Linked DNA regions of Homo sapiens: region 1 is linked to region 2. The links are chromatin loops, found by intact Hi-C in ENCODE. Cell type or tissue: PC-9. All regions are shown on one strand.

What was found. Peaks named below come from ENCODE experiments on the same cell type or tissue, not always from the same donor. Only the 100,000 strongest peaks of a DNase experiment are listed, where the experiment ranks them.
Region 1: it touches region 2 in a loop (12-fold over the local background); 4 of 110 quality-filtered maps call a loop at or near these places.

What each region holds. Positions count from the first base shown.
Region 1 is chr7:27,917,222-27,925,221 of GRCh38, reverse strand. The region is part of intron 2 of JAZF1 (JAZF zinc finger 1); the gene reads left to right. Among named protein-coding and RNA genes, the nearest start is that of TAX1BP1-AS1, 180 kb to the right of the region's middle. RefSeq lists an enhancer at 2,016-2,065. In PC-9, CTCF peaks have their summits at 3,627 and 3,827 (motif pointing right); DNase peaks (open chromatin) are centred at 3,931 and 7,231; H3K27ac peaks cover 318 bases.
Region 2 is chr7:27,231,298-27,239,297 of GRCh38, reverse strand. No RefSeq gene overlaps it. Among named protein-coding and RNA genes, the nearest start is that of EVX1, 7.5 kb to the left of the region's middle. In PC-9, a CTCF peak has its summit at 3,744 (motif pointing left); a DNase peak (open chromatin) is centred at 3,537; H3K4me3 peaks cover 891 bases; H3K27me3 peaks cover 336 bases.

The sequences.
Region 1 (8,000 bases), 690 kb before region 2:
TAAGGGGTTCTGGGAGCTGAATTACCTACATTATTCTCCAAACTTGACTACAAATGGCCTTTGGCTCCTCAGTGATAGTTACCACCCTTAGTGATCTTCCATAGAAGTCCAGGTATTTTCCAAAGGTGTTTTCAATAGGAAGTCCAAAATGTTTTTGAGTAATAAAATGGCAGTGCAGTAGAGTAAGTACATATATCCTCCTAAGATGGCAGCATTAAAGGGAATAACCCTATTTTTAAAAATATATGTCTGGCATTTGTCTTTAGCTAGATTGTAGTCAGTCACTGTGTGTTGGTAAAGCACTGTGTTCACGATGGATGTCATGTTGTGTTCCAAGGGATGCTAGACTTGTGCTTACTTACAGAGAAACTAACTCACCATTGTCTTAGCAGAAAACAAATTAAAGCAGCTTTATGCGGATTTGCCCAGAGAATGCACACATTACCTTACTGGATTCATAAAAATGAGAAGAAAGTTTTAATGGCATTCATTTTTCTAGGTACCTTCATATGACAGCAAATTGAAATAGCATTAGCTGCCTTCTTGCTGGCTTCAAATTACAGAATGACTCAGTTGTCTAAATAATCATTTTAAAAAATCAGCCCCTTTTCTGACTTTCCCATGAGAAGCAGCTTTAGAAAAATGAAAATATACTTCATGGGTACTAATTCATTTTCTCTTTCACTTAACTTTGTGAGAGATTGTGAAAAGTTTTTATGCTCTTATTATAGTGAACAAAAATTGTATGAAATGTTCAGTTTCTGAAATACCTAATTGTCAGAGCATTTCTGAATTTGGCTGCAGACAAATGGTCAACATTGTCCTTAAGGGCCTATTAAGATTGTGAGCTGGGCACACTGGCTCACGCCTGTAATCGCAGCACTTTAGGAGGCCGAGGCGGGTGGATCATGAGGTCAGGAGTTCAAGAGCAGCCTGGCCAAGATGGTGAAACACCATCTCTACTAAAAATACAAAAATCAGCCGGGCATGGTGGCGGGCGCCTGTAATTCCAGCTGCTCGGGAGGCTGAAGCAGAGAATTGCTTGAACAAGGGAGACAGAGTTTGTAGTGAGCCGAGATGGCGCCACTGCACTCCAGCCTGGGCGACAGAGCAAGACTCGGTCTCAAAAGATTGTGATACAGCTGCCAGAGGAGAAAATGATCATGAAAACTGTCCCACCATTTTCAGTCCCCGTCCCCATCCCACAAGAATACAGTAAAGGTGGCATTTCTTGTGCCCAAGTATAAGGCCCACTCATAATTTGTGAGTGAACGTTAAACAACACTTCATACTCAAACTAATTCATTTCTGTTTCTTCCATTAACCCTGGACAAGCCCATCCCTGCCAGATGGGTTGCATTTTACATCTCCCTCAGTCTCATAGTGCTCAAAAATTGGTTCAGACCTTTCTCAGGTTTAAGGTTAGCCACTAAATCATGTCACTGTGGTGTTAATTTCCTTCCCTGTGCTGACGATATGCAAATACGTTTGGCCTAATCCTCATCACCTGTCCTCTCCTAGTGTGCCAAGTCTGCAAGCAGGCGTTGGTGGGACAGGGCTGGGGGGCTGCAGGGGGAATGGAGCAAGAGGAATGACTGTAAATGTTGGCGGCGCCAGCCCAGCCATGCTCCCATCCGTTGGCAGCCCAACATCTGCTGGGAAGTGTGCAGTTCCATCCAGTCAGCCACAGCCTCCCAGTAGGAGATAAGCCGGATGAAGGAGGCTGAGTCTGGCAGCGGATTCCAGGCCTGATAGAATAATGTCTGACATTCAACTCTGCAAAGTTGGGATAGAGTGTGTGGAGACGATCCCACAGGAGCCACCAGCTGGCCTGTTTTAACTTTGGCTGTTGACAGTTCATGCCGAGAGCACTTGTTTCTGAATTCAACAAATCTGGAAACTCGACGTTTTAATTTCGGGTTTTCGTTTGGAAGAGTCATTTTACTGGAACCCAAACCCTTGCAGACATTACCCTAAGGACATGCTGGTCTTGTCTATACCACTGAGTAGAGAAGACTAGAAAAACCTCCAACACCAAATGGCTGTCCTTGGGAAAAGCAGCAGTCAGTTATGCTAAACAACCACAGAAGGCATGGTCTTAGAATGTCACCAGAGTCCCCAGGGAGCTGCTGAGGCTCATCTGGAGACTGCCGCCAACAACCACAGCCTGGGTTCTTGCCTCCAGACCACGGCCTCCTCATAACTCCCTTCGGGTCCTTAAAGAGACCCTGTTAAATGATTAAAATGCTGTGGAAGGAAATTTTAACATATGCAATATCTGATTCTTTTCATCATCATATCACTTCCCATTTCTTCCACTTATCCTGGCTTCTAGGCGAATGTTGATCATAATGTTTTACTGCCAGGGTGAGGAACTTTGAGGAGACGGCTCTGGCACCTCTGTGAGTTGTTAGAAGCATGTATCTCTGGGTGCTCCAGGAGGTTTATGAGTTACCTGGCACAGATTAAACTCAATAAAAGGAAATATTTTGGTCAAATGCTTCCTCTTTTAAATTAATACTCTCTTGACTATTATGCAAAAAAAAACCCATTATTAAAAGCTGTTAGTACTTTTGCTGACTTGAAAATATTAGGAAAAATTTTCCTATTAAAAGTTATTTTGCTGACTTTAAGTTATTTGGTTATTTTGCTGACTTTAAGAATATTTTATAAGGCCTGGCGCGGTGGGTCATGCCTGTAGTCCTAGCACTTTGGGAGGCCGAGGCGGGCGGATTGCCTGAGCTCAGGAGTTCGAGACCAGCCTGGGCAACACCGTGAAACCCCGTCTCTACTAAAATACAAAAAATTAGCCAGACATGGTGGTGTGAGCCTGTAGTCCAGTCCAGCTACTCAGGAGGCTGAGGCAGGAGAATTGCTTGAACCTGGGATGCAGAGGTTGCAGTGAGCTGAGATCGTGCCACTGCACTCCAGCCTGGGCGACTGAGTGAGACTCCGTCTCCAACAAAAAAAGAATACTTTATAACCAACATAAAATGTGGTTCGAAAAGTACCATCTAAATGAAAATCAGACCTTATTTATTTGTTCTGTTTGTCTTCAATGCACTTCCTCATTTTTATCTTTATGTATTTCTTTCTGTAATGATTTATATCCATTTCATCCAAAAAGTTTAAAACACAATATAAAATGCCCTGTAAAAATTTATACTAAGTTCCCTAAAACACTTAAGAAATTCACTGAATTTTTCTAGGCATACACTTCATTCATTCGAATGAAAACTTGGCTGAGGAAATCATAGAGTTCGTATAACTGACTTCTAATTTCTTCTTCCTTATACCTAGGCTTCTAAAGCCCAGGTGTGATATAAATTCTTTTTTTAAAAAAATACTTTTCTATTTTTGTAGAGACAGGATCTCACTACATGGCTGATCTTGAACTCCTGGTCTCGAGCAGTCCTACCACCTCGGACTCCCAAAGCACTGGGATTGCAGGCTTGAGCCACCATGCCTGGCCAGAAATTGCATTTTTAAGTGAACAGTTCAGAGCCCTGTATTTTTCATGGATTATTTTAAGAATTACGATGATGATGAAGATGATATAATCCCTAACACTGCAACCCATTATGAAGTTACCAGGGGCCCTCCAAAATTTTGCTATCAAGGCAACATCCCTTAAACAAGTTAACAGAGATGCTCTTTTTCAGTGAGTCTTCTGGAAGAATCGATGCCAGTCTGCCCTTATGACAAACATATTTCTTAATGAGATCTGATTTACGAAGTTTTGACAATTATGCTTTTCCCCTCTCTTACTGCCACTTTAAGAAAAATCATGCTGGTAAGCTACACTACAAAACTTCTGGCCTGCAGAGGGCTCTATAATACCATATTTTCCTAGACAACACTTGTAAAAAGGAAAAAAAAAAAAAAAGATACTTGCTGGAAGGGGGAAGGGGAAGCCCAGAGGCTTTATAATGCTTCCAGCAGGCAGTCTGGTTGCAGTCTGGTAAACAGACTAGGAATTGTGGGCAAAGCCCTTTTCCTTGAGTTTTCCACCAACCATGAGATCAGATGACTCTGTCCGGACTCATTACTTTAATAGCCTACAGCTAGTTCACATAGCAGCAGGAGTCCACCAAAAAGGCATTTAATTATTGAAACTAAAACTGGTACTTGTAACTGCCGGTTAGTAGTAGTCAGATTTTTTCAGTATTTCAAGTAATTTATAAAGCGCTTACACACATAAATAGAAAGCTTTAAATGCTGGTATTCCATAAAAAGTAAATAAAATATATTTTTGTGCATTAAGACTTAATTAAGTGGCATGATTTCATGTCACAAATTTAAAACGGGCAGGTGAGACTTGCCAACATTACTACAGCTGTGTTTTACATTAGGAAATTAATTAAAATGGTCGTTTATGCTTTTTTCCACTTACGGGTATTTAGACCTCTCTATTACACCATATATTTTCCCTTCAATCATTATATTATGGTAATTTATCTTAGCAGGTGATATCTTACTCTGTTGTCGGCGGAAGTGGGGAGCATTAGTCAACTAAAAAATTTGTGCTGGGCTACTGAGGCAGATCAGACAGCTGGAGGCACTTGCTGCTGGCCAGGAAAGAAGAGGGTCTTATTCACATGCTCCCCTTTTATCCCATCTTAGCAGAATTTATTTTCTATTTCACTAGAACAAAGTTTTTTCTGATGTCAGGATGGGAAGCAGAGGAAAGCAGAAAAATGTTTGACACGCCATATGACACATCGTCATATAGACTTAGCTGTTACATGAGACCTTATTTTTGAAGCCAACCTGCTTACACAGTTCAGTTATGGAATGTGCAAAACCTAAAACCAATTAAAACATGCCCAAGTGAATAGTTGATATGCAGTTTGTAATGCAAATAAATAATGTCCTGATTTTATATATCAAAGCTAAATAAAGACTCCCTTGAGATATCAAGAACAAATCGATCACTCTGTACTTATTTACTGCAGTTATTTATGTTAACAATTATAATAAAATTATGACTTGATGAAGTTTTAATGATGTAAGTAATTTTGCTCCCCAAGAGGCATCAGTTGCCAAATGAAGCTGAAGTTTTAAGGAACGCTAAGGACTCACTGTACTAAAACATCACCATAGTGCCTTTAATATTGGATGTACCTTACAATAATGTGGATTAGTTTTGGGTCAGGGCCAGGAGCTTTTGGTTCCTCAAACACCAAAGGCACTTCCCTTAAGGCATTCACTCCTGTAAGAGAGTCCCTTTAGCTTGGATTCTAAGGGTAGCAATGAAGGAGGATTCCAAGGTGCAAGCAGTAATACAACTTGCACACAGAGTAAACTCCACAAGTTGTTGATTGTAAAGTTGTTTGGAAACCAGGATTGAATTTGCCTCTACATACATTGTCATTAGTGATATTTAGATTTAGAGCCAGTTCCCAGCTAGTACTTTTTGAAATGATTACGTATTAATTATTTAATAAATGGTGTGGGTAGAATTGGACTGCTGGTCCAATCTTCCTTGGCGTTCCAGAGCACTCCTGTAGTCAAATAGCACAAAACTGAGCTTGCTCCTTCCTTTTGTAACCATAAGTCACCCCTCTTTTGTATGACTTCACCCAAGCAAATTTGGCACTATTGTATTGATTATAAATATGTTATTTCCTGTTGCTACCTTATCATCGTAAAATGCATCCTCATGCTTGTTCTGTGTTATCCAGCTCTGATAGTTACATTTTTGACAAGATAAGCAGCTACTGAGCTTTAAGGCATTGTAGACATGCTTGCATTTTCCGTTTACCTTTGAAAAATTAAATGACTTTTCTTTAACTCTCATCACAGGTTTTAGCATGAATGACTTATGATCTTTATTCCTTATTGGTTTATTTCTCCAAATTTTCCCATTTTAGTTTCTATTCACAATGGGGGGCCAGGTTCAAAATATTTTTCTCTCCTAAGAGCTCAAAAATCATAATTCTTCAAAATATCATTTTACATTTCATGCTAATGAGATAGTCTACACACCTATGTTGAGCATTTCCTCTCCTAAGAGCTCAAAAATTGTAATTCTTCAAAATATAATTTTACATTTCATGCTAACAAGATAGTCTACCCACAGGTGTTGAGTATTTAAAGTTGCCCATTACTAGGACCTGTGTTTCAGTGCTACCTTCATCACTTAGTAAGCAAGGGACCTTCAGTCAGCCTCTTAACTTTTAAGAACCATGATACTTTGCATGCTTGAAAGCACAAATCTGAAGACAAAGGACTAGGCCAGATAACATCACAAAGTCCCATGTTTAGGTTATTGGTGTTAATGAAACTTAGGCTGTATTTCTTTTCAACAATCAATGTCATTTCCCATATTTAAGCAGCAATTTAGTATAAGCTCACCAAATTTTGTTTTAAATCTCACTAGCTGATTTTTTTTTTCTCTTATCACCACTGTTTTCTCTTCTCCTTAATTCATTTTGGAAAGAGGGAGTGAACAGGACATGTATAGTCAGATTGTTCAGAGAAATGGAAATTTGCACAGGTGGTAAAAATTGCCACAAGCACAGTTAATGAAGCAAGCACGTGGCTACTTGCAACTCTGCTCTCAAATTTTCTGTATAACTCTGCAGCAATATGTGCTCAATAACTGCCTGACTGTGTGCAAATAACACATGGAAAAGTTGAAATACTAGAAAATATTGACATCCATTCTCCAGCTAGATTTTATCTAAAAACTACTCATTTTCCTCCTTTGCTCAAGATGGTACAAAGATGCCTACAACATGAACTCTGCCCTCCTAAGTCTCTGATATAGTCAGTGAGGTGATACTAATATATATGGGCAATTATAAAATAAGTGCTAAACCTCGTGATTTTTCTTAGAGTTGCAATTGTTGTTCACACAAAGAGATAAATGTTGGCTGGAGTGATGATGAAGATGTAACTCAAGCCAGAGCTTGAAGGGTAATCAGGATTTTTTTTAAAGGGGCATTTGAGCTTAAAGGAAAAAAACGAATAATTAAAGTGCAGTATAAAAGTTTTACATCCTTTGTATTAGGATGGGTTTGATTATACTGCAGTAACAAATCCCCAAATTTCAGTGACTTAACACAACAGGAGTTTATTTTTTGCTTACTCTGCGTGTCCACCATGGTTCATTAGAGAGGCCCTGCTCCTTCACTCAGGAACCTAGTCTGATAGAAGCTTTATCTCAACCCACATTCTGTAATCACTATAGCAGGAAGTGCCACTGTAGTTCATCATCGCTTGTGCATTCTCTAAATCAAGTCATCTGCCCGTATGTAACCTCAAGGGGAACAAAGAAGTGCAGTACCATCATGTGGCCCAAAAGTGGAGAGTCAGAAATATGTGGGAAAGAGCATCAGTGACTGCCACATCTTTCTGTGTAATCTTTAGCCAGAATACAATGCTTAGAGTAAATAAAACGGTCTATGCAAACTTGTCATAGCATGAAAATCTCCAGCTTACCTTCCAGGGATCTTAAAATAGCTTGCTTGGCTTCTGAATACTGGTATACATGTTGCTAGCCTTCTTTGCAGTACTTTTCCCCACTCGCAGGTACCCTGACCAGTGTCTCAGCAAACATCAAAAGTCTGCAAAGACCATGTAGAAGAGCTCCATTGCCTGTTTCCACCTAAAACTCTCCCTCCTGTTCTCATTTGCTGGAAGGGCCATAAGTGTGTTCAGGTGGTAAATCTTAAATTGTCTAAACTCCGTGGTTCTCAAACCAACAGCATCAGGATCACCTGGGAACTTGTTAGACATGCAGATTATTAGTTGCCACCCTAGACCTACTGAGTCAGAACTGTGGTCTAAGCTAATGGAAGCAGTTGGTTCCTCATGCCAGTGATTGATGTAAACAATATTGTGATATAGTTCTAGCCAGTGAAACCTGAGGAGAAATACGCCAGAGTTGAGAGTGAGGAGAGGCACGCTGGAACAGGTCCTCATTGCCTTTAGAGAAGACTGTGCCTCCATGGAAAGCAAACTCAGGATGTTACCTAATGCCACTTAATGAAATG
Region 2 (8,000 bases):
TCGCTTCTCTTTGGTTAAAAAGTAAGAACAAAGGGAGCTTCCTTCTAAACAATAAGCGTGGTCTGGCTGTCGTGAATATTAGTCTTGGGCCCTCCGTCATCTTCCAGGCCGTGGTGGGGGCGCCAGACTGCTGGGTCCTCGCGGTGGGGACAGCCGGAGGTGGGTGGTTCTGGGACCCGCTTCCCCCTTCTGCCTTGGCAGCTGCTGATGCCCTTTTGGGAACCTAGTGCCACTGCTGGGTGCACCCCTGGGGAATAAGGTCGAGTGGATCTCACACTTGCAGGTAGATGAGGGTTGACCACTCCTGTCACCTCCTTGCACTGCAGTGGAATCTGCTGAGAAAGTCGGTGGCAGCTGTGTAACTGTGGCAGGCACCGTGGAACACTTTCTCCTTCAGACAGGGGGAAACTGCGGCTTCTGGAACTCTGATTTTGAAGAGTGCCCCCTCCTCTCCACCCTCCTGGAATGGAGGGCCAGGTCCTGGGAGGCAGCTGACCCTGCTGCACTCCTGCCTGTACACCTGTCTGCCTGGGCTCCTTAAGGCCAGCCTGGTAGCTTCCTGGCCCTGTGCTAAGGATGTCTGGTCCACATCCCCATTCCCACCACTGGCCCATCCTAGGGCTGGAGGACCCAGGGTGAGACTGGCAGCTGAAGACCTCCCCAAGCTCAAGGTTTGCTGCCACCTCAGCCACTGACTGGAAGGGCCCAGTGCAGTTTGTGTCCAAGAGCAATTCTCCAACACCCAAGCACCCAAAGGCTCAGACATCTCCCTCCTCAACCCTAGCAGAGATGCTATGGATTCTTCTTCTTCATTATTGTCCTGAAGTTTGCTTTTATTACAAAGAACATCAACACCCATTTCTCATTTAATCTAACAATCTCATTTAATTTAACAGTCCTTTAAAAGGCCTCAAGAGTCCACAGTGCATTTTTTCCTACAGTTGTAGAATGACTAGTGGTCTTGACTCAGATAGCTAGGTCAGGGCTGAGTGTCAAACCAAGCTCAGTCTCCCTTCCAAGGCCATGTCCCTCCCTGGCCTTCAGGGATGCCTCAACCCCCAGCAATGCTTTAACTCTCCATAAGGCAACCCTCCACAAAGCCTCAGCCTTTACTGGGGTTTAGGCAGGTCTGTGGGCCTCTCAGAGAGTGTCCCTCCTGCCCTTAGAAGCACCTGCATGGCTGGAAGGCTCAGGGCCCACACAGCTGGATGGACTAGTCCTCACCCTGCCACCCCCATCCCTCACCCACACCACACATACTTTTCCAGGAGGGCAAAGAGAAATCCCTCTTAGAAGTCTGGAGTTCCCACATGATAAGAGCAGTCACTGCTCTAAGCGTTTCACATGTATTAGCTCTCCAGCCTCACAACAGGCTCTGAGGAAGACAGCATGAATCATCTCTATTTTGTGGCTGAGAAACCCAAAGCACAGACAGAAAGCTGATGTGTAAATGAGCATCAGGATTCAACCCCTCCCTCCAGCTCAAAGGCCACTTTCACAATTTGAGAATTAGGAAGGTGCTAAGCATTGCCTTCTGAGACTTCTCTTCCAAAAATTTATCTTGTGATTTTTTGTGACCAAGGCCTCTTCTCTACCTCATTTCTAGATTAACTCATGGAGGGGGTTGGGAGAGCCACCCTCAGGAATGTAGGGTAGGAGAACTGCTCTGCCGAAGCATGTGGGAAGGGTCTCAGGGCCTGAGGCCAGAATGTCAGAAATATCAGTGCAGCTGCTGATCCTGGAGACCCTAAGAGACAAAGCCCAGTCCCTCTCTGACCATTGCAATCCACTGAGGCCCTGAGAACATTTCTGGAAAGGAGCAGGACTCACCAAGGTCACCCAGGCAGTTTTAACCTCTTAGGTATGGCCCCTTCACATAGCCATCAGCCCTCTTCCCACGAAAATGCAGAGGCAGAGAAGTTGGCCTTCAGTTCCCAGATCCCCCACACCCTTGGAGCCACCATACTCCAGGCACAATTCCCTGAGCCATTTCATAGAGTACCCTTTACCAGGGTATTTTCCCTTACATGGCTGCTACCCCCTTCAAATTGACCTCCAGGATTGATTGGTCCAAGGGGCAAAACCCAAGAGTCTGGCCAGGCCTGGTCACACCTGCAACCTGGCTGGGGACATCCTTTATGTTCTGCATGTGCCTCCATCCAAACCTCTAGGCTCTGGACCTGCATCAGGGAGAGAATCACCCCGCTGGGGTTTCTCCTGTAAAAGACAGGACTCGGCTTGGGCTGACCTTCCTTTGGGATAAAGGAAACCCAGAGTCCAGGGAACTGTCCTGTTATTATCACTGTATTACAACATTGCTTCATTTACATTATTGAGAAGAGATTGGAGTGGGGTCAGGGGAGGATATGTTTTCAGGATCTTTTGTTTGTTTTTAATAGATTTTGTCCAGGCACAAATCCTTTCCAAGCACTGGGCTATCCAAGGGCCAGACAAACCTGACCACCTTGCTCCCCCTACTCCCAGTCCCCTGCCATGGGGCACCATCTCCACCCTCTTCCACCCCTGCACTGTAAGAGGGAACCTGCCCACTGCAGCGCCTGTCAGGGCCACCCAACAAGGGCAATGCAGGACCACAAATCTGGGTGGAGGCATCATTTCGGGCTGTGGAGTAGTAGAGGACAACTCGATGGTCCCAAAATTCTTCCTCCAGGGTGCGGGTGTCTCTCTGTCTCTGTGTGCTCTCTGACCCTGTGTCTCTCTCAGTTCCCAAGCTGAGGAGGCCAAAGCCCCTTCCCCTCTCCTGGGCCCGGAAGACGGAAGACTCGGTGGCGCCTAATAAGGAGTAGAGGAGTCGGTTTACCAGGTGTGGGATGAGAGAACTGCCCCGACGCCCCCTTTCCCCACCCCAGGCAAGGAAGTCCAGCTGGTTGGGCTGGCTTAGCCTCTCCCTCCCGTGAAATGGAAAACTCTCTCTATGCGGAGTTCTGGGGACTGACTTGCCTAGAGACCCCTCCTGGCCCAGACTAGTCCCCACTCCCCTCCTACTGAGCTTCTGAGCGTCCGACGAGGCACAGTCCCTCCCGTCGTGCAGCGGGAAAACGGACTCCCCGAGAGGTTGAGGAATTTGCTCAGAGTTACACAGTGGGGAAGAGGCCAAGCCAGGATTTTAACGCAAGTTGTCCAGACTCCAAGGGCCAGATTCTCCTCTGACATTAACGCCGTGCCCCAGGACCATGGACTGCTTTCCCTAACACCCAGACAGAAAACTGCGATGCCTTGGGTATGATTGAAAGACCCAGATAGGGATCCCCCTTCCCAAGTGGGTTGGGCGGATGCGGCCGCTGTCCCCGCGGGCGGTGAGCGACGCGCGGGAGCCAGGTGAGGTTGGTATCCGGGGAGCAAGGCACGAAGGCCGGGTGGCTCACCGGGAGGGGCCTCAGGGCGCCGCGACGTGGAGGGACTGCGCGATCCCAGCCCAGAAGCCTGGCGGTGAGTCTGTGCGGGTGAGTTTCAGAGGGTGGGGGAGCGGCTATCAGGGGCGTGTTGCAGCGGGAGGAGGGTAGGACGGATGCCAGCCCAGAAGCCAGGGAGCCGCTGGCTCAGGACTGAAGCACGCGCCACAGGTTGGGCTCCGGCCGGGAGTATCAGTCCCTCCCCTTGCCCCAGGTGCTGCCTGGAGCCCCTTGAGGGTCCCTTTCCATCCTGGGAGCTGGTCGGCCGCCTTGTCCTTTCTCCGCGGCCCCTTTCTGCGCCCTCCGCCCCTCGCCGCCTCGGTGACAAAGCGCAGCTCCCGAACTGCTGTCTTGGTGCGCCCCCCACTGCCGATCGCCAGAGGCGGAAGTCGCGGCGAGTCCCAGCATCCTTGCTGGCTCGGATCCCGCGGCTCTGCCCGGAGCAGCGGCCCCAATCCCCCATCCCCAGAGGGCAGCCTGTTCCACCAGGCCCTATGCGCCCGCTCTCTGAGCTGGACCCTAAGCGGGATGGGTGATAGGTCAGAGCCACTTAACCTCGGCTTCTCTAGACAGTGATTAACCGCGGTGGGGCGGGAAGTATCAAGCAGTTCTCCTGCGAGCTCCTTCCTCCCAACCCCACCCCACCCCGCCCTGTCGTTTGAGAGGAAACGCTGAACACTTTCCCCCAAACTCCCCCCGCCACCACATATCAGCCAAGGTCTGGATAAGGAGAGTCTCATGGGTGAGAGTGCCTGGTCAGCCTATATGTTCAATCATGCCACCAACACACTAGTAGGCCCCATTTGTTGTGGCTCAGGAAGTCCAGGCTGTGGGAAGCCCCTGGACTCTCCTATCTCTGTAGCTCCTTGGACTCTTTCTTGGGCCTCACTTACGTCTGAGGACCATTTCTAATAAGACAGCCTTACAGCAACTCTTCTCAGATTCCCTATGACAGTGATTGTGGTCCCCACGTCACCTGGGAACTAACTAGAAATGCAATTCCTGAGGCCCCACTCTGGACCTATTGAATCAGAAATTTTGGGGGTGGGCCCAGCAATGTTTTAACAAGCCCTTCAAGTGATTCTAATGCACACTCAAGTTTAAGAACTGCAGCCCTACGAATTTCATTATTCGACTTGATAAGTTTCTGTGATTCTCCATTCTGCCTGGAATGGCTTTATTTTTTTTTTTATGTTATTTGTTTGAGATGGGGGTCTCACTGTATTGTCCAGGCTGGTCTCGAACTCCTGGGCTCAAGCATTCCTCCCACCTTGGCCTCCCAAGTGCTGTGATTACAGGCATGAGCCCCTGCACCCAGCCTGGAATGGCTTTTTGAAAGTGTATCTTTAAAAAAAAAAAAAATCCCTAGTACAGATTTATGCATCTGTTACCCCCTGCTCCTTCCACCTTATCACCTCCATGTAGATCTTTGTGCACTAACTTATTACCTAATGATGCCATTATCTAACTTAGCTTCTCACTCACCCTCTCATTCATCCACTGCCTAAGGACATGGAAATCCTCACTCTGTGACAGCAGGTTAGAAACTGCTCTGGAACTGCAGGAGCTGGAGGAGGGTGGAAAACTTGCCCTACCTAGAGATTTCTTTCACAAAAGGGGACCAGAGGCCTTGAAATATGATTGGCTTGCTGGCTCTAAAATGGAGAAGGCCAGGCATGGTGGCTCACGGCGGTAATCCCAGCACTTTGGGAGGCCGAGGCGGGCAGATCACCTGAGCTCAGGCATTCAAGACCAGCCTGGCCAACATGGTGAAACCCTGTCTCTATTAAAAATGCAAAAATTAGGCAGGCATGGTAGTGGGCACCTGTAATCCCAGCTACTCGGGAGGCTGAGGCGGGGAGAATTGCTTCAATCAGGGAGGTGGAGGTTGCAGCCAAGATCATGCCACTGCACTCCAGCCTGGGTGACAGAGCTAGAGTCTGTCTCAAAAAGAAAGCAAATGGTTTTAGTAGGAGCCAAAAGGGCCTCAGCCATGTAGCTGTAGATATAGATGCTTTTTCATTCAGTCATATTTTTCTAGTATCAGGCTTACTCTGGGATGCTATTTGATAAGTTAAAGTTACAGCAAATGTTGTAAATTAGGCAGTATGGGGCCAAGGTGCCACCAAGAATACCCGAGAGTAATACCCTATATCCAAGAATAAAGATACCTACAAATATCTTCTGTGTACTGGATAGCACACATGTATTATGGCACTTAATTCTTACAACTCCAGCAGGTAAGAGACTACATAATTATCATCCCCATTCTATGGATGGAGAAGCTAAGTCAAAGAAGGGTTAAATGCTTGCTCAGGATCACATAGCCTATTAGTGGCAGAGATGAAATTTGAATCCTAGCAGTGTCATGCCAGGAGCCAGGCTCCTACTCATTAGGCTCAGTCCCTGCCTGTGACTACCGTGTGATCTCAAAAGATAGATTTCATTTCCAAAGGTGACCAAACTAGTTGAAGCCCTGGAAGAACACTGGAACTTCTTCTAGGAGAACTACTATCAGTATTAATAATAATTAACAGTTAGATGGTCTCTTCCAAGTAACATTTTCACACTCACTGACCCATTTGATACAATAGTCTTATCAAATGGAAAGAGCAGCTATTATTATAATCCCCACTTTACAGATGAGGAAGCTGAGACCCAGAGAGATTAGGATCACTCAGCTAATACATGGCAAATCAGGGAACACCGTTACTCCTTTTGACTACGTTGTCTCTGTTTCTTATTTTTCTTTCATTTCCACTTCAGACACATATTCACAGATCATCATATTAATCCTTAACTTCCATCTATTACTTTAGGCTGCTCAGGTGGACTTCTGTGTCCAGCAGTTTTCTTGTTTGTTTGTTTTGTTTTGTTTTGTTTGAGACAGAGTCTCGCTCTGTCACCAGGCTGGAGTGCAATGGCATGATTTTGGCTCACTGCAACCTCCACCTCCCATCTTTAAGCAATTCTCCTGCCTCAGCCTCCCAAGTAGCTGGGACTACAGGTGTGCACCACCACCCCTGGCTAATTTTTGTATTTTTATTTTTTATTATTTATTTATTTATTTTTTGAGACAGAGTTTTGTTCTTGTTGCCCAGGCTGGAGTGCAATGGCACGATCTCAGCTCATTGCAACCTCCGCCTCCCGGCTTCAAGAGATTCTCCTGCCTCAGCCTCCCAAGTAGCTAGGATTACAGGCATGCGCCACTACACCCGGCTAATTTTTTGTATTTTTTTTAGTAGACACGGGGTTTCTCCATGTTGGTCAGGCTGGTCTTGAACTCCTGACCTCAGGTGATCCACGTGCCTCGGCCTCCCAAAGTGCTGGGATTACAAGCGTGAGCCACCGCACCTGGCCTATTAATTTGTGTATTTTAGTAGAGATGGGGTTTCACCATGTTGGCCAGGCTGGTCTTGAACTCCTGACCTTGTGATCTGCCTGCCTCATCCTACCCAAGTGCTGGGATTACAGGCGTGAGTCACCATGCCCGGCCATGTCCAGCATTTTATTAGCTCCTCTCCAGGTTCCTAATAAAGTTGGAGGGGCCAGAATTGTTCTTTTCAGTTTCCAGTTGAGGAAGCCAAGATTCAGAGAGTTCAGAGGACTTGGCCAAGTTCACAGAGCCATGACAAGAATCAGTCTCAGACTCTTCATGGAGCAAGAGTATGAATTTTGTAAAGAATTCTACAGAATGAATAAATTATTCTTAGTCCCTGCCTCATCCTTGAGGCCTGGAAATACTGATAGATGCACAAACAAAAGGCAGATGGTTGTGAAATGCTACCAACACTTTTAATTACACATGGCGTAACGTTTTTGTTTTTGTTTTTGTTTTGAGATGGTGTCTTGCTCTGTCACCCAGGCTGGAGTGCAATGGCATAATCTTGGCTCACTGCAATCTCCGCCTCCTGGGTTCAAGTGATTCTCCTGCCTCAGCCTCCCGAGTAGCTGGGACTACAGGCACGCACCACCGCACCTGGCTAATTTTTTTTTTTTTTTGAGACAGAGTCTTGCTCTGTCACCCAGGCTGGAGTGCAGTGGCACAATCTCGGCTCACTGCAAACTCCGCCTCCCGGGTTCAAGCAATTCCCTGCCTCAGCCTCCCCAGTAGCTGGGATTACAGGCGCCTGCCACCATGCCTGGCTAATTTTTGTATTTATTTTATTTTTTTTTTTAGAGACAGAGTTTCACTCTTATTGCCCAGGCTGGAGTGCAATGGTGCAATCTCAGCTCACCGCAACCTCCGCCTCCCAGGTTCAAGTGATTTTCCTGCCTCAGCCTCCCAAGTAGCTGGGATTACAGGGATGCACCACCATGACCAGCTAATTTTTTTTTTTTTTGTATTTTTAGTAGAGATGGGGTTTCTCCATGTTGATCAGGCTGGTCTCGAACTCCTGACCTCAGGTGATCCACCTGCCTTGGTCTCCCAAAGTGCTGGGATTACAGGTGTGAGCCATTGTGCCCAGCACTAATTTTTGTATTTTTAGTAGAGATGGGGTTTCACCATCTTGGCCAGGCTGGTCTTGAACTCCTGACCTCGTGATCCACCCCCCTCGGCCTCCCAAATTGCTGGGATTACAGGCG